Regions from separate parts of the Mus musculus genome. Here region 2 is linked to region 1. The links are chromatin loops, found by intact Hi-C in ENCODE. Cell type or tissue: gastrocnemius. All regions are shown on one strand. Links, peaks and the distances in the headings refer to the core of each region. The heading gives the core; the rest is flanking DNA. Region 1 overlaps Tmem63a (transmembrane protein 63a). Region 2 holds the start of Lefty2 (left-right determination factor 2).

The links. A loop is a pair of places that touch in the nucleus more often than their neighbours do. Peaks named below come from ENCODE experiments on the same cell type or tissue, not always from the same donor. Only the 100,000 strongest peaks of a DNase experiment are listed, where the experiment ranks them.
Region 2: a loop joins it to region 1, with 3 times the contacts of the local background. A loop is called at or near these places in 32 of 42 quality-filtered maps.

What each region holds. Positions count from the first base shown.
Region 1 is chr1:180,963,120-180,972,440 of GRCm38, reverse strand. Tmem63a (transmembrane protein 63a) reads right to left here. Exons shown (of 23, transcript NM_144794.2): 14 at 9,289-9,321; 15 at 6,795-6,901; 16 at 6,611-6,697; 17 at 5,911-5,973; 18 at 3,534-3,696; 19 at 2,156-2,261; 20 at 307-474. Among named protein-coding and RNA genes, the nearest start is that of Tmem63a, 25 kb to the right of the region's middle. In gastrocnemius, for the core only: no CTCF peak of the experiment used is centred there; no DNase peak of the experiment used is centred there; H3K27ac peaks cover 2,028 bases.
Region 2 is chr1:180,886,168-180,895,488 of GRCm38, reverse strand. Lefty2 (left-right determination factor 2) reads right to left here and starts at 2,381. Exons shown (of 4, transcript NM_177099.4): 1 at 2,056-2,381; 2 at 1,108-1,354; 3 at 648-893. The coding sequence starts at 2,305. In gastrocnemius, for the core only: a CTCF peak has its summit at 5,463; a DNase peak (open chromatin) is centred at 6,670; H3K4me3 peaks cover 909 bases; H3K27ac peaks cover 1,000 bases.

The sequences.
Region 1 (9,321 bases), core at 2,886-6,885:
CCTGCCAGCCTCCAGAGCCTAAGGCTAGTCGGGATGGGAGTTCTCTGGGGCTGACTGTACAGTTTCATATCCTCTGGCTCAGAACTGACCCAGCAGCCCTCTCCTCCATGGGGATTTCCGGGGCTCTGTCACACCTGACCTAGCTCAGTAGCCCGGTTGTCAACACCACACCAAGCAGCCCTCACCTTGTTCTACCACACTGACACTGGGACATCAGCTAGTGAGCTGACTGGCTGGGGGGGGCGGGGGGGGGGGAATGGATGGATATGAGGCCTGGCACTGGGCACAGAGCAGAATGTCCCTCACCCAGACGGAGGAAGGAGAAAAAGAAGAGCCAGAAGAGGCAGAGGATGGGGGCGGCCAGGGCCTGGTTCACGGCGGCGAAGTGGATCCTCTTCTCCAGTTTAGCCGGGAGGTAAGCGAAGTAGAGGTTATGCCGGTCCACCATGTGCTTAAGCAGGATGTAGATGAGGCCTGCAAAATAGTGGCTGTGGTTAGGGCTGGAGAGCTGGCTCAGCGGTTAAGAGCATTGACTACTCGTCCAGAGGTCATGAGTTCAAATCCCAAAACCATCTGTAATGAGGTCTGATGCCCTCTTCTGGTGTGTCTAAAGACAGCAACAGTGTATTCATAAGCATAAAATAAACAAGTAAATAAATCTTTAAAAAAAAAATAAAAGAGTGCTGTGAGCTGGAGCCCTGCAGGGCCATGATCCCAGCACTCGGGGGGCAGAGGTAGGTGGATCTTCATGAGTTTGAGGCTGAATAGTGAGACACTGTCTCAAAAAAAAATTAATTAGCTAACTAATTAATGTTTTTATTATCTGGTTTTTGTGAATGTTTACGTGCATGTGACCAAGGTGGTAAGGAAGGCGCCGGTTCTCTGAAGCTGGAATTGGAGGCAGGCTGCCTGCTGTGGGTGCTGGGCACCGAACTCAGGTCCTGAGCAAGGAACAGTGTATGCTCTTTCTTAGCCACTGAGCCATTTCTCTAGCCTTCAGTTCATTAAAAAAATTAAATTACATTAAAAAGAGCCAGTCATTGAGCACACACACAGCTATAGCTCCAATGTTTGGGAGGCTAAGGTAGAAGGTCCTGTGTTTGAAGCTGACCTGTGCTACAACATAGGGAGGCTTTGTAAACTATATAGGATCTACATGATGCTGATCATAATGATGATGGTAATGGTGGTGGTGATGTGGTGGTGATGATGGTGGTGGTGGTGATGATGACAACGATGATGATAATTAGGACTGAGGCGACAGCTCAGCTCATGAGGCGCCTGCCGCAAGCGTGAGAACCTGGGATCAGATCCCATGCCCACGTAAATGCTGAGCATGGTGGGACACTTCTGTACCTGAGGCACTGAGAGGAGGAAATGGAGGCAGGCAGAGCCCCAGAGCTAGCCAGTCTACCCAGTCAGAGATCTCTGGCTTTATCCAGAGACCATCTCTAAAAATATACAGCAGACAAGCTGGACAGCACATGCCTTTAGCCCCAGAACTTGGGAGGCAGAGGCTTAGGCTAGAAGATCTTCGGGAGTTTGAGGCCAATCTAGTATACATATATAGACAATGAATTCCAGGCCAGCCAAGGCTACAAGGTGAGACTCGGTCTCAAAAAAGAAAAGAGAGGGGAGAGCAGGGGAGGGGAAAGGAAGAGGAGGGGAGGGGAGGGAAGAGAAAGGAAGGGGAAGGGGAGGGGAGGGGAGAGAAGGGAAGAAGAAGGGGGAAGGGAGGGGAGGAAAGAGAAAGGAAGGGGGAAGGGAAGGGGAGGGGAAAAGAGGGAAGGGAAGGGAAAAGAAGAGAAGGGGGAAAGGAAGGGAAGAGAAAGAACAGAAATATCTATCTGTTCTATACACCAAGTACATGGGCACCCATACTCACCCATGCACACATACATACACAAGCATTCACAAACCAAACAAGATACCATAATGAGCCAACACAGAAACTCACACCAGACATGTTGAGAGAGGCCACAGTAGAGGCCAGCAGAAACAATCATTTAGAAAGGAAAGGAAATTTTGTACTTAGGTAACTACAAGAGGGCACTCTTCTGGGAATCCATGTGACCTGGTGGTAGCTGTCACCGGCAGGTGTGACAGAGTCAGCTGGCCATGAGCCCTAAGACAGACGGACACCAGGGCCACTTACCAAAGGGCACGATAATGGGGCAGGTGATGCTGTAAGCCATGATGACGGTGAAGACACACAGCATCCACGCATACATGGCTCCAAACTCGTATTCAAAAGCCTGGTTCTGGGAAGGAAAGGGTTAAGGATCTCATAAGCTGGCTCTGTCCCCAGACACCCTTCTGTGCACTCCAAGCATGGCGGGTACGGGTGTCCAACGGGGTCAGGGAGGACTAGGTAGTTAGGAATGCTTCTGAAAGGCTTGGCTTTCTCCTCTCCAGCCACGCCCAGATCTTCCAAAGCATGGTGGATGGTGTGTGCTCTCACAGGGCTCCCCTCCTCTAACTGTACCCTCCCACCAGAGCTATGAGCTCCTGGGGCAGATAGAGCTGGAGGATACACCAGAGAGATTCCACACAGACTGGGCATCCCCACCACCACCACCACCATCAGCTCAACCCTAGTTCGGGTAACCTGGGCCAGCTCAGTTTGTGCCTCTGTAAAACAAGATTAGTGGCATCCATCACAAAATCCAGAGGACAGCTGGCTTCCTGCGTCCTCTCACAGAACTCACCAAGGCATAGCGACCCCACACCACCCAACTTAGGAGGTCTGGAATGCGTGCCAGCCTGAAATAGCTTGGACATTGGAGGTATTCCTAAGAATAGGTCCAAACAGAGGTCCCCAGGAAAGGGGTCTACGGGTTGTATATAATCTCTCTCTTACTAAGCAGGGGCTTAACACATTGAATGTGTAGCTTTTAGCTATGCATTTCCTGTGTGATGATTGACCTTGATTTTCAACTTGGCTGGAGTCACAGTCACCTCAGAGTCACAGTTCTCTGTGTTTCTAGAGAGGTTTAACCGAGAAAGAAGACCACCACCCCTCCAGTGTATGTGGCACCACCACTCTGTGGACCACAGTCCCAAGCTGAATGAAAGGAAGAAGAGAGAAAGAGATGAACACTAGCATTCATGTTTCCCTGCTTCCTCATCGGATCCAACGTAACCGGCGGTCTCCCACCCCGCAGCTAGAAACGCTTTCACCCCAACACCTCCCCCACCACAATGGGCTATACCCTCAAACTGAAGGCCAAGACAGGAAGGCCAAATCCCCCCTTTCTTAGGTTGCTTCTGTCAGGTTCCCTGCACAGGCGGTGAGAAGACTGATAGATACAGTGTGTGACCAGATGCATTAGACCACAAAAACCCCAAGGTCTTTTCTCTGGCCCAATGGTCAGCATGAAAACTAGGGAAAGACTTGTCATGATCCAGAGAGGATCCAGGCAGAGGCAGCCCTGAGCCCAGGTTTGCAAAGCTCTTACTGTGCCTAGGATTTATTCCAGAGAACTGAGAGGCCCACAGGCAGGGAGCATGGACAGGACCCAAGGTTATAGTACCTGCTTAACATTCCTGCGGTCAGCGGCCGTCTTGGCCATGATCATGCGGAAGGTATAGAGGATGAGGCCGGGCAGGCGCAACAGCTCCATGCCACTGCCGATGAAGGCTGAGGCGATGACGTAGTTCACAAAGAAGGCACCCTGGTCTGGCAGGAAGACACACCTAGGACGAGATACAGGGCTGTTAGCTGGGAGCCCCAGAGCTTCCTTCCAGCTGGAAAAATAACTGGAGTGGGGGAGGGCACCTCTGGGAGGGCACCTCTGGGAGGGCTCTTGCCATATCCCTCATTCAGCACACATCTGTGGAGACCGTCCGAGTGTCAGTTACTGTGCTGAAAGCCATAATACGTGTGATCCCAGCATTGAGGCAACAGAGGCAGGAAAATCATGATTCTAGGCCCTTCTAGGCTACATAGCAGAATCGTTTCTCAAAATAATAAAATAAAATAGAAAACCAGGCCTCAGACTCTGTTCTCTTTGCTCTTTGCATTTGCACACTCTCTGGGGACACAATCAGATATGGCATACACAGTATGGCAGGCAGTGTTCCAGGAGCTGTCCAGCTGGGGTGGGGAGGGGGGGAGGACAATGTCACTGAGCTTAGAAGGTGTATCAAAAGGTCACTGAGCAAGCAGATCACCTGGACACCAAGGGACTACAGATAATGACATTGATGAAGAGCTGTGAGCCTGGCAGTGCCAAGCAACAGTAGGAGGGCAGGGGGCCCTGGAAAGCAGCGGGCAAAGGGGAGGCAGAACAGGAGGCTGAAAGATACAGCGGACACGGTCGCAACTGTAGGGTGTGCGGGATGAGGGTGGTACTGGTGGAGATGAGGAGGCAGGGTCTGATTCTCTATTTTTCTCGGAGATAGAACTGGGGGAGTGTGCTGATAGACTGGATGGAGGGAGGAGAGGGGAAGGAAAAGACAGGGTGCGCTCCAAGGCTTTTGGGGGGCCAAATTGAGAGAGCTATGAGGAGAACTGGGACATATCAGATCTGGGTTGGGGCCGGTAAAGTCCACAGTGCACAGCAGGGGCTCCACCTGAAGCTGAGGCAGGAGACAGAAGACTCTAAAGTGGTAATATGGATACTGTGGGTTGTTTTCTTTAACTCCTTGGCACTGAAGATGAAGCCCAGCACTGCATACCCCTCGCCCCTTTGTGTACATATTTTAATGCAGTAGCCAAATAGCAATGAAGCCATGAGTCCAAAGGAGGAGGGGCGAGGATAGAGCCCTCCCTCAGGTAGCTTTGCAGGAAGTCCCAAGAAGGTTGCAAAGGAGATGCTGTAGGCAGGGATGGCAAGGGCAGAGCTCGGTGCCAAATGAAAACACTGTGTCTGGGAAGAGCCTCGGCCGGTATGTCAGGTGTGGCTGAGGAGTCACAGAGAGGAGCAGGCCATTGGATGTGGCAGCCAGAAGCCGTGTCTACCCAGGAAAGGGTGAGTTAGGTAGGTGTACGTCTACCTGTAGCTACTTGTTCCTGATTCACCAGCCAAGTCAGCAAGAAGCAACTGCTCCATCTTTATAGGCCAGCCTCCTCCGTGATCATTCCCAGCCAATCTGGGGCCTTTGGGGCTGTTGAAAGCCCTCGAGTATAGTGAAATGGGCTGAATAACTAGTTGGAGAACCTTGGGTGACAACCTCAATATTTCTACACCCCATTATCTGTAAAATGGAGACAGGAATAACATCTGTCCCACAGCTCTCTCTGTCTGTCTCTGTCTCTCTTCTCTTGTCTAGACCACATAGCAAGCACTTGACACAGATCCATCTCCTTACCCACACACCCTCATAGCTTCATAGGGTAAAGGACGCATAAACATTTCGCATGGAGCCATTTTAAATCACAGCTGTCACTATGAGGGAAGTGTCATAGGCTTTGAGTACTAACAAGGACACACACCAGCCCTAAACTGAACTCCATTCTCCTGACAAAAACCACCCACGGGCTACACTGACACTACATTTAATTATTATCCCTCTGTGACTGGGGCACCACTACCTCCCAGAAGTACCTTCCCCAACGGCTCTGTGGTCTGTAAGTAAGTCTTAAACAAGAAAAGTGGGGGCCACTAATAGAGTCTTGGGCTAAAAGACAACCACATTTCTGCAAGTAGACACAAAGTAGGTCAGCTCCCACAACATGCTCCAGGAATGTGGGAGGGGCTGGTGTGAGTGCAAGGCCTGGTATTCCCAGGGGAGGATGCCTGTCCTGAAGGGGAATGGGGAATAACCACACTGCAGCGCTAGCTAGCTGCTGCCACAGCCTCCCTCACTCCCCTTACTCCCCACCCACAACCCCCATCCCCCACCCCACACCCCACACCCAGAGCTCTTCAGTCCCATGCACTGGATGGCAGCCGAGTCAATACTTACTCTAGCCTGATTGAGGTTTCCGAGGAAGTTTTGTCAAAGAGCCACCGGAAGAAGAAATCCAAGCTGAAAAGCAGAAAAGCAGATGAATTCCATATGTTTCTTATTCATTTGTTTGTTTCATTTTGTGTTTTGATTTGGCTTGGTTTGGTTTGGTTTTTGTTTGTTTGTTTGGTTGGTTGGTTGATTGGTTTTTCAAGACAGGGTTTCTCTGTATAGCTTTGTCTGTCCTAGAACTCACTCTGTAGACCAGGCTGCCCTCGAACTCAGAAATCCACCTGCCTCTGCCTCCCAAGTGCTGGGATTAAAGGCGTGGGCCACACTGCCCGGCTTGTTTGTTTGTTTGTTTGTTTGTTTAATTGATTGATTTCCAGTACTGAAGATGAAACCCAAGGTCTTGCTCACACCAATCTAGAGTTCTACCCTCCGGTTTTCTTTCTCACACTCATGCAGTGTGAGACCCTTTCTTCCACTCTAAAAGCAGCCCCAACCTTGAGACATTTGTCCCCTGAGGTCACACAGGCTTTAGCTGGCACTTCCCTCCACAAGATAAACACAGCTAGGACTAGCCCCACCCTACCAGGGAAGTCCGCTGTAAGTTTTGTTCACAAGCTTCTTGTCTTTAAGGACTATGGGACTTCCAGAATAGACAGCAAGAACCCATCCTGAGTCTGACTGGGGCCAGGCAAGAGGTGGAAGGTACCTGGTGAGACCGAGGGAGGGCAGGATCAGCACCATGAAGATCAAAAATATGTAGACCTTCGACACCATGATCCGGTTTTCCCCTGACCTGCGAGGGAACAGAGGTGAGTGTTTAAGTTGTCAAAGTAAGATCAGGCAGCATGCCTGCGGCCCCGGGTGGGGTGAGAAGCCCAGGCTGTGCTCACCTTGTCCAGTGGGACTCCAGCAGCGTGGAGTAGTAGACAATGGACGGAAGCAGCGCAGAGAAGGACCACAGCAGGAGTGTGGGGAAGAACTGGCTGATGACGGGGTTCTGCAAGACACGAACCATCACAGAGAGTCAAGATGGCGCTGGGGCTGTGGTCACTGGTGGCCTAGTGGCTCACAGCCATCCTCCAGAGCCAAAGGTGAGATGGGTAAAGGGTGGGCAGTCCTCAAACGTGGGCAAGGAGACCATCATTACTCTCTGCGGTTATGTGGCCCTTTGCAGCGAAGGAGGTACGAGCAGTGATGGGCCAGATGAAGGAGGCGTCTCCATCCCTAGGGCAAAGCTGACAGCTGCTATCTGGAGGCCAGGGCTCCTCTCCACATGGCCCACCAGTCAGCTCCACCGTGTCTGATTCCAATCCTGTTCACACTAGTTGGTACCAGTTACAAATGTTACAGAATCTAGGCCACCTAGGGGTATGGTTCCATATCGAGTGCTTGCTGAGTGTGTGTGAGCTCCTGAATTCCATCGCCTGTACCTCAGAAATAAATGTATTTAAAAGATAAAGTTAAATGTTTTGAAAAGAAATTTCTGAAAGGAAGTTTTTTCTGAAAAGAAAAAATTCCTGAAAATATGTTGTTTTATCACATAAGAGTAAACTGGGGGCTGGAAAGATGGCTTAGTTGTTAAAAGCACTGGCTGCTCTTCCAGAGGTCCTGAGTTCAATTCCCAGCAACCACCTGCTGGCTCACAACCAACTGTAATGGGATCTGATGCCCTCTTCTGGTGTGTCTGAGGAGAGCTACAATTGTACTCGTATACATAAAATAAAGAAATCTTAAAAATATATATAATTTATGCAAGACAGCCAAAGGGAACTCTACCCAGCAGATCTCTCTTCCAAAGACCAGGCCTTGTCCCGCATCAACTGGCAAAAGGATGAGCTTGACCGGCTGTGAGTCTACAGAAAACTATGTTGTGTATGCTTAGGGCGTTGTAACGATTTCTAGTCAGCTCCCTCTATATATCACAGGTGTAACATGAATGAAAAACATAGGCTCAGAATTCACCGGCAACGGATGGAAAAGCCAGGACCACAGCGTCAGGACCACAGTGCCAGGGCCCCTCCCAAGCTCTGGATTACAGATGTGCAGTATGACATCTGAATGTCTATCATGCCTGGCCATCTAAGGCTGTGGTTCTCAACCTTCCTAATGCTGAGACCCTTTAATACAGTTCCTCATGTAGTGGTAACTCCAATCATAAAATTATTTTCATTGCTTCTTCATAACTGTAACTTTGCTACTGTTATGAATTGTAATGTAACTATCTGGCATGCTGACATCTGATATGCTACCTCTGTGAAAATGTTGTTTGACCTCCAAAAGGGCACTGACCCACAGCTTGAGAACCTCTGATCTAAGGTATCCCACCACCCCAACTAACAAAGCTCTTTTCATGTGTCTTGTGCCTTACGTCCCTTCTCTGTCTACGTGTGTGTGTGTGTGTGTATGTGTGTGGTATGTATGTATGTATGTATGTATGTATGTATGTATGTATGTATGTATCATTGGAAGCACAGCTTAAAAGGACTTCTACACTGTGTATTGGGGGTTTTGTTTAATTGGTTGGTTGGTTTTGGTTTTTAATTTTTTAATGTGTATGTGTGCTTGCCTCTGTGGATGGGTAAATGCGTACACGTTCAGTCAGGTGTGGAGAGCAGAGTGACTTGCAACTATAAGCTGTCTAACATGGTGCTGGGAACAGAGCCCATGTCCTCTATAAACGCAGTAAGTGCTCTTAACCATGAGACATGTCTCTGGACCTGGCTGGCCTGTTTTTGAAAGAGGATCTGACTCTGTGGCCCAGGCTGGCCTTGAACTTGCATTAATCCTCCTGCCTCTACTTCGCAAGTGCAGGGCTTGCAGGTGTGAGCCATCACACCCCTACGTGTTCTGCTTTCATTATAACCTTACCAGAATGACTATGTAATTTTTCATAAACTTTGCACATTTTTCCAGACTAGATACACTTCATTCAACTGAAACGTTCTTTCCTGTGAGCAATAGACTGGTTCCATTAAGTGACTATAACTGCATTACCATAAAGGCACTACAATAAACATTGCCATGCCTGCTTTCAGCTTAAAAGGCCAAATGTAGGCTAGGAGTGCTCCATTCTATAAGACTGCTTGCTGTGCAAGTATGAAATCCCCAGCAGTCCATGTAGAAAGCCAGGCTTGGCGCATGCCTATGCCCACAGCACGGCAAGAAGTGGAGGCAGGAAGATCACGGGGCGGGGCGGGGCGGGGGAGATGGGGTGGTTCTAGCCACCAGCCTATTGCCAGGTCTGAGAGACTGTCTCAAAGTAATAGAGCAAGACAACCAATGTCCTTCTCTAGCTTCCACAACGGCCTGGCCCCCTGCTTCAAACCCTCCACGCCCAGGTCTCACGGCTCCCCACCACCCCTTTCCTGCAGGCTGGTCACTCACATTCAGTGCGTGGATGGGTTTGGTAACATTGAA
Region 2 (9,321 bases), core at 3,208-7,207, 77 kb after region 1:
AAGAATTTTTAACAACAACAAAGAGTATATGCAGGGGAGGCAAGGTAGCTTAGCAGGTAAAGAGCTTGCCATGCAAAACTGATGACCTGGGCTGGATTGGATCCCTGGAACTCATATAAAGGTGACAGAGTAGAACACAGTGTGTACACACGGACACACATGCGCAATAGTAGCAAATACAAATGTTTAAAGTATATGCCTAATAAGATGGGTTTTGTTGTTGTTTGTTCTGTTTTTAGTGGTTGGTTGTTTGGTTTGGTTTGGTTTGGGTTTTTTGAAATAGGATGTCTCTGTGTGTAGCTTTAGCTATCCTTTATAGACCAGACTGGCCTCGAACTCGGGGATCTGCCTGCCTCTCCCTTCCAAGTGTGGGATTAAAAGCATGTGCCACCAATGCCTGGCTTGAAGCTAAAAATCTTCAAAGACTTACTCTTGAAGGGGACAGTGGAAATAGAATGTTATAATTCAATATTATAATACCATTTCTAAACGCACCGCTAGAAAGTATTATAGGTAGGAATGGCTCATCTCCCGGGGCAGCCTACACAGTTCACACCTAAGCTGGTACAAAATCTCGGCGCGGCTGGGGGCAGAGAGGGAGGAGGACCGGGTCTATTGCATCCCTAGCCACCCAACCTCCAGCCTACCCGTAGTCCTTGAGGTCCAGCGTGTGCAGCTCCAGCTGTGGCTCGCCCTGCCCCTTGCCGTCCGGCGTCCCCTGCGCCGCGAAACGGACCAACTTGTGTGCGCTCCAGGTCCCCGGCCCCAGATGCTCCCTCTGCACCGACACCTGGAGCAGCAGCGGCTGCCTCGGCCGGCTCAGCTGCTGCCAGAAGTTCACGGCCTCGGTCACGTCGAAGGCCTTCCAGCCGCTCTCGTGGATGGACACGAGCCTGAGACACAGCAGTGCGCGTCAGGCAAGGGGACTGGCAGGCTGTTAGGGAGGCCCTGAAGGAGGAGTCTGTCCCGTCCGGTACCCATCCCTATCATCTGCTGCTCCCCTCCCCCTGCATGGGCGAGTCCCTCACTTCCCAACTCCCCCAACACACGCGCGCACGTGCGCGCACACACACATCAGCAACAACAGCATCCAGCAGCATCCCCTACCTAGAGTCGATGAGGGCAGTGCGATTGGAGCCATCCTCACGGACTCTCAGCCATTCAATGGTGACCCGAGCCCGGGCACTGTGTGGGGACAGCCTCTCAAACCTCCGGAGAGCTGTTCTGGGCACAGGCTCCTGGAACAGCCGCAGCACAGCCTGCACCAGCTCGCTGTTAGGCGGCAGCCGCTGCTCCATTCCGAACACTAGCAGGTGAGTGGAGGTCTCTGACATCAGGAACCTGCCTGCCACCTCTGTGGACAAGGACAGAGTCAGCCGGGCCTCTCCAGGTATCACAAGACCTCTAGGATGGCAGAGCCACTGTACTTGAAGGAGGCCAGGACAGAGCCGTTACAGTTCTGTGCCTTTTTAAAATCTCCAGCAAGAGCTTGTTCACTAAACCTCCCCAAGCAAGCACAAAGAGCTTTGGGATCCAGAAGTAATGAAGCTGAAGAGAGTAGGGTCCTTATAGAAGCCGGGTCATGGATCTGGCTTTCTTTCTGATCCCAGCCCTAACGGGGAGAGGCTCCATTTAGGCTCCTGCATCTCACTAGCGGGCTATACTGTTCTCAGAATACTGGACGTTTTGTTTGCTTTTAACCCAAAGTAGCTTCAACCAGTAATTTACTTCAGTGTTCATAGCACAAGACACAGTTGGCCACTGTCCCAGATGGTCCTAGATAGTCACCCCAGAAGTCACACTACTGTCTCCAGAAGAACTGGGTCCTTGCTACACCTACCCATACCCTATGATCCTGTTTTGCCCTGCTCTATTCTTCTCTGAGTCTGGGTCTTGTCAGTCACTCCAGCCTGATGTATATCTCCTCCTGGCCTTGAGAGTCCTGAGGACTTGGTCACACCTCTCAACACACACACAAAGAAAGGGTCTACATCACCAGAGTGGGCATGGTCAGTCTGCCCTGTCTAGAGACCAGGGACAGCAGGAAGAGCTCACCTCGAAAATTCTGGCTGAACCTCTTGCCTCGGGAGCGGTCAGCGTGACTTCCCTGCAGCAGGGCCACATACTGGGACCTCACGTGGGTAGGGATGGCCATCTCCTCCACATCCGCGCTGTCCAGGGTGGGGGCCTGGCTGAGCTGCAGCTGCTGCAGTAGACTGCTCAGGACCTGTTCCTCGGTCATCGCTGCCCCAGGGCCAGCCAGGGGCAGTACCCAGAGTGCCCAGCAAAGCCACAGGGACTTCATGGCGCTGCCCAGGAGGAATCGTGGATATATGCGTCCCTAAAAGTGCCCTGAAAAGTTCTTGGGACCTAGACGGTCTGCTGAGGGCTGGCACTGGCCTTCTTTATAGTTGGCCCTGGGGTGGGGGGCAGGGAGGAAGGACAAGAAAGGTCACACCCCTGGGACCTCCTGGGAACTCAGCATGAGACAAGCCCCTGCGCCCTGAGGAGGGGCTGTCTAAGAAAGGACACAGAGAGCTGTCTGGAAGACACACGGACTGAGATTTCTGTCTGTGGGGTCACTGCCTCTCAACGATACTGTTCGCTCTTGTTGGAATTATCTGATAATATCACCGTCTGTTTTGTGGGATAGAGAATTCCTCGGGGCAAAAAACAGAGAGACTCTTTCACCAGTTGTTGAAGTACTATATTACCTGCATAGCCATGGCTGGGCTGAATTCTTCAGAAACGACTCTAGGTCAGGCGGACCCCAAACTTGTGATAATCCTCCTCCCATCATCCTCTGCATGCTAGAACTACAGCTGTGTATCACTATGCCAGACCTGTTTAAGACTCTGGAAGATTCTCCATGGGCCAGTGGAGGTCTAGATTTGTCCGTGGAGGAACAAAGAGGGGCAGAGTCCTGTATTCCAGCTGTCTCTGGTCAATTCCACAGATACCCCGGAGTCAAAGGAACCGTATACATCCTTCAGTACCCCCACGGGTCTGTCCAGGTTCGTCACGGTCCTCATCACACCCCACCCCTCCCATGCCAGAGGAAGACAGATGCCGCTAACTAGAGATTTTGCTAGCATAGTCTCAGGAAACATGAAGACTGCGCATGTCTCTCTGCTCTCAGAGTGCCACAGAATGTGCCTCTTCAGACAGCAACTCCTTCTGGGAGGGCTCGCCCACTAGGCTCATACCACAAGCGCTCAGGCTTGTGTCTTGCTCATACCACAGACTTAGAGACAGAAACCATCCAGAGGCCAAATCTGCCTGGAAACATGTCCAGTCCACAGCTGCAGGCACCTGACTGGCCCTACTTCTTCTAGCTCCCAGTTTACAACAGCTGGGTCTTGATACTTGGTAAATTTTATAAATTCTCAATGCCTTGTGTTTTTATTATCTAAAGGAGCAGTTGACAATGACAGAAGACCCTGTCTCAAAACAAATACATAACATATGCGCATGCAAGATACATCCTCAGCAGACATCCATCGTATGAGTGATCATGTGTGCCAGGCCCCATCCCAAGCTGGGAGTAGGGTTCCACACAGCCCTTACGAGGCAGGTTTTAGCTGCAAGTGCATCTTTCAGATGCTGGTCAGCTCACTACAGGACAAAGTCACCTGTCCTGTCACAGTATGCAGTTAGAGGAGACCTTGCGATACAGATATTTGCATCTGCCCCCTAAGGCCTCTCTGGCTCAGAGGTCTAAGTGTGTGCAGAAGGAAACCTTTCCTGTAGCCAATGAGAGGTGAACAATGGCCACAGAGGAGCTTAAGGGCCAAAGGGCCTGGTGGACAGGGATCACCTCTCTGCCTTCCCAGGAGGACACTGGCCCCTGGGTGTGTATGCGCTGTGTTCTACCTTTCTCAAACAACCCTGAGAGCAGAGAAAACCCTCTCAGGTTCAAGGGCTCTGGGTAACAGCCCAAACACACACACACACACACACACACACACACACACACACACACACGAGTGCATGCACGAGCACACATATGTACACATTCTCACGTACATATTAATATATGTAGAAGATTTATAGTAGTAAGTGGGTGGGCTCAGAACTTAGAAGAGGAACATAACTGCCGGGCAGGGTGGCGCACGCCTTTAATCCCAGCACTCGAGGGGCAGAGGCAGAATTTCTGAGTTCGAGGCCAGCCTGGTCTACAGAGTGAGTTCCAGGACAGCCAGGGCTATACAGAGAAACCCTGTCTCAAAAAAAAACCCAAAAAAAAAAAAAAAGAGAGGAGCAGAAATAACTCTGATAAGGCTAAGGGTCTAAGTCTCTAGTACAGCATTTGCAAGTCCTTGGTTTTGATCTCTACCACGTCAAAGAAAAGAAAAAAAAATCTGTCCCTAATCATAATAAATCATGCATGCAAGATGTGTGTGTGGTTTTGGGGTGTGTGTGTGTGTGTGTGTGTGTGTGTGTGTGTGTGTGTTGGCTTTGTTTTGTTTTGTGACAAGGTCTCATTATGTAGCCCAGGCTAGCCTTGAACTCAAAGTCCTCCTACCTCAGCCTCCCTGGTGCAGAGATTCTAGGCATGTACTACCATGCCTGGCATTGTTAACTCTTTATCCCTGGGGTAGACAGGGAGGTTTGCATTATTATTTCCACTTAATAGATGAAGACACCGAGGCGTAAAACTGTTACATGACCTGTCTAAGGGCAGATATTGACTGCCAAAGTTAGGGCTATTTGGATATATATGACAGAGAGTTTGGAGGGGTCACAGGATAGGCAGGCTGAAGTAAGAGGAAATATAGAAATCCAGGCAGCTGGCCCCAGAGAGGGAAGTCCCAGGGTCACAGACCTGCTTCTCAGTCATTTTTCTCTTATCTCCCACCTCTGTTTCCAAGGAAACTAGGTAATGCCCCAGAAGGACTTCAAATGTCTCATCTGGGGCTGGGGGTAGCTCAGTGTCTGGACGCTCACCTAGCATTCGAAAGGTCCTGAGTTCCATCCCCCAGCACAGAAAAACAGAAAAACAAAATCTAATCCCATCCTGGAGCTCACATCTCCTAATGAGGAGCCCCTGAAATATAAGACCCCCACTCTGTATCCGGCTTTCTTCAAAAGGAACACCGCCGCTGCCTTCCTTTGCAAGTGATTAACAGGGAAGGGACTTTATAGGATGCTAACATTTGGGGCTTTAGTCAAGCCAAACGGCACAGAGGTGTCACATTTACAGGCCACCAGAACGTGAGGTCCTTCGTCCCTGGAAGCTCTTCTGGGCTGGTGTGCCTTAAATATGCAAGAGTTCACCACCCTTGCAATGGGCGAAAGGAAACCCTGTGGCTTATCATCGTAGCTGGCTTCGTGTCAAAATGTAACACCCAAGGCCCTGCTGTGTTCAGTAAGACCTTCTGTGCCAGAGCCAAAGGACAGGCATCTGGGGCAGATGCTTTCTGACTTGCAGATGTACACAGGGGATCTCTACCGCCACCTCAAGGACACCTTGGGTCTGAGGCCTTCTGGGGCACCCAGAGTGATCAGCAATAGAATAGCTAAGCCTAGGAAGTTCAGAATTGGGCCCTGGGTAGAAGAGGAACTGCATAGTCATTATTTGGCCTCGCTAAGGACCTGGGATAGGGAATCTCAGCTTTCTGAATCCGTCCTCTGCTTTGCAGAGAGTGTTTTTCTCTGTGTGTCTACTGCATATGTGTGTTTCCTCGCCCCCAATAAAAACACCTTGTTTTTTAAAAATATATCTTTATATTTACTTATTTTATGTATGTGAGTACATTGTGGTTCTCCTCGGACGCACCAGAAGAGGGCACACACCAGAGGACGGCATCGGATCCTATTACAGATGGTTGTGAGCCACCACATGGCTGCTGGGAATTGAGCTCAGGACCTCTGGAACAAGAGCCAGTGATCATAACCGCTGAGCCATCTCTCTAGCCTATAAAAACACCTTTTTTTTTTTTTAAGTTAAAAAGAAAAAACCTGGAATACCTGGGAGTCGCTTTAGGGACTCAGAATCCCTGGGCCCTGAGGCTGAATTGGCGAACCCTTCCCCAGAGCACTCCTGGGGTGACCTCTAGGGGCGTGCATAGGTGATCCACACTGAGAAACTAAGCCCCCTTCCCAATTTAGGGAACGCCCCATCATCATCGCCTGGTGATGTTCAGTATCAATGAAGGACTGGTCTAGACAAACCATCCTCTTTCCCTGCTAGTGTGTAGAACCAGACATCTCAGAGCAGAAACTAACTATCCAGACAGTGTAGATGGTACAGAGAAAACAGTCTCGGAGGGGCTGCAGCATTCCAGGGTCACACGGGACTGATACACAGACACTCAAAGGTCATAGCTCTTCCCACACCTCAAACTCTGTCTGCTGCTGGCTTTACTGCCAGATGCCATCCATCAGCAGCAGGCAGCTTGGGAACCCAGACGACTCGGGGTCCAATGGGGGCAGGGCAGTGTAAAACGCAGACAGAAAAACAGAGGGTCAATCTCCCAGAGTCGATCTTCCCAAGACTCCTGGATGTGGATTCCCAGGAGCCCTCGGAGTTCTGTTGGGGAAATACAGTGATTGGGCAATTAGCCACGGCCCAAAGAAGGAAGCAGATGTGGATTAGGAAACTTTTACAGTGGGCAGATTGCCCAAGTAGGGGGAGGGTGGGGCTACTTTTGTGATGCAAAAGCTAGGCCTCTCCCTCATATTGTGGATCTGAGTGGGACGGGGTGTCTGAGGTGGAGCCCGGCCCGGCCTGAAAGCCGGAAAGCACCTCCGGTCCTAGAAAGCTGTGTAAATCAGACCTCTCCCCCAAGGGCTTCTAAGGCGGGGACAGGGCAGACTTCTTTGAGGTTGCAGAGGTGCCCCCTCCTCCACCACAGCCCCGCCCTTCGGAGCTTCTATGCTGCGAATGTTCTGAGTGGTCACAGAAGTGCTGTGGCAAAATACAAACACTTGAGGCCACCACCTGATGTGTGTTCCTTAGGGCCGGTGCACAAGCACCGAACGAACTCCCCACAACCCTGTTCGCTCCATCCTCTGGGGCCCATAGTCCAGGGCGAGTCATTCCACACAGTGGGGCATCACAGAGCCTCCATGCAAAACACCTCCGTGCTTCAGGGTTGGCCCTGTGCCTTCCCTTTCCACGGCCTACTGTTCTGTCACTCTCTACCAGGCCAGTGTGCTCCAGAAGTTGATATTTGAGTCACCTGTGAGACCTGTGGCCTCCTGAACCCTGGCTGCCTAGATTTCACTAGAGACAGGGTCCAGACATCAGAAGGTAAAGATTCTTCTGTTGGAGACATAGGGCAGAGGGGACAGGGGTGTGTCAGAGCAGTCAGTCCAGTGAGACAAATGTCTAAATCAGATTAGAGGATTATTCCATTCATAGACAACCCAGCCCTTCCAGAGGATGGTACCTCCGCTTCCTGACTACCTCTGACGCAAAGAAAGAAAAGGATGGGGGAGGGGAAAGAGAGGGTACCACACATAGGACAACAACCTTGACCTGAGATCTGTTTTGGGTTTTCTCTGTCCTGTCTAGAAATTTTAGAGTAGGGACAGACAGTAGCTCTTTTACTTTCTTACTACTCTGTTATACGCAAGAGAAAAAAAATGTATAATACTCAATGCTCCGAAGCTAATGAGAGACCTATTGAGTTGGAATTATCTAGGGATTGGAATACAGTTCAACAGGAGAGTGCTTGCCTACATATGCAAAGCTCTGAGTTCAATCCCTAGCAAAGACAGACAGAGAGAGAAAGGGAGAAGAGAATAAAAATTAAGGGCTGGCAGGATGGTTCGCCATGCGAAGATGCTTGCCACCAAGCCAAACAGTCCAAGTTCAATCCCCAGAATGGTAGAGAGAACTGACTCCTGTAACTTGTCCCCTGATCTCTGCAGGAGTGTCATGACTTGTGTGTGCATGCACTCAACAAATGAATTAGGAAGAGAGAAACAGAGACAGAGACAGAGAGGCTCAGAACCCTAGGAGCCACTGTTGAGCTGGGTCAGCAGAGTCTCTTCCATAGGACCCCAGTTTGGTTCCCAGGCTCCGCATCAGGTGGTTCAAAACCTCCCATAAATCCAACTCCAGGGAATTCAACAGCCTCTCCTGGCCGTCCTGGGCACCCGCGCACACGTGGTAGACAGCCACGCAGATACGCTTAAATTAAAAGTAAATTTAAAAGAATACAGAAATCACATTGGAAATTTTCCTGGGATGTAACTCAGCTGGCCTAGCTCCAGATCCTGGGTTCAGATGCAGCGCTGCAGACAAAGAAGAAAGAAGAAAGCATTAGCCCTAGAATTGCCTCCATCTTCTTCTAAATCCCTGTCCCCTCACCTACCTCCTCCTCCCGAATACCTCTCCGTATCTTTCCCCATCACCTATGGAACTTTCCACTTCTAAGACAGGGGCTATTTGGGACCGTCTTGTCTTCCTTCCATTTCTACATCTTGCACAAGGGTCTCCACCATGCCCTTGGCCAGGCACCAGGGCGGCACCTCCCTCTCCCAGACAGAATTTCCTCTACTCCACAGCCCAGCTCAGATCCTGGTAGCCAACCCGAGTGCTGGCATTCTGGCCTGCTCACTTGCCCTCACCTTTCTATACCATTCTCCTCTCTAATTTATCTTACCAGTGTGGGTGTGGTGTGGTGATTGTATATGTGTGTGGTGTGTATGTATGTGTATGTGTTTGTATGAGTGTAGTGTGTGTAGTGTGGTGAGTGTGTTTGTATGAGTGTAGTGTATGTGTGGTATGGCATGTGTGTGGTGCAGTGCATGCATGTATGTGTGTATTTGTACATGTGTGTGTGGTTTGTGGGGTGTATGGTAAGTGAGTGTGTGTTGTGGTTGTTGTGTGGTGTGGTAAGTGTGTGTATGTGTGTGTGTAGTGTGGTGTGTGTGTGTGGTGTGGTGTGTGTGTGTTTGTGTGTGTGTGATGAGTGTGTGGTGTAGTGCATTTGTGTATGTGTGTGTGTTTCTGTAAGTTCAAAGCCAGCCAGCCTGGCCTACATAGTGAGTTTCAGGACAACCAGACCTATATATAGAGAGAGACCCTGTCTTAAACAAAACAAAATATAATTCTGATTTGACAAGTTCCAGTATCATCTCCTTGGGAGTGTGAAGGATGGAGCCCGGGACACAGTGCATACTAGGGAAGGACGCCGCCATGAGCCATGCCTCAGCTCAGTTCCTTCCTGAAAACTCTTTCCTCATGGTGGCATCTCTCCTCATCCTTCTCTGTGACAGCTGGGCGGTGTTCTCTCCCTCAGGGCAGCAGAGACAGGCATGCCAATCTCTGGTATAGAGAAGCAGCCCTGTGTGGTCCTCCAGTCAAGT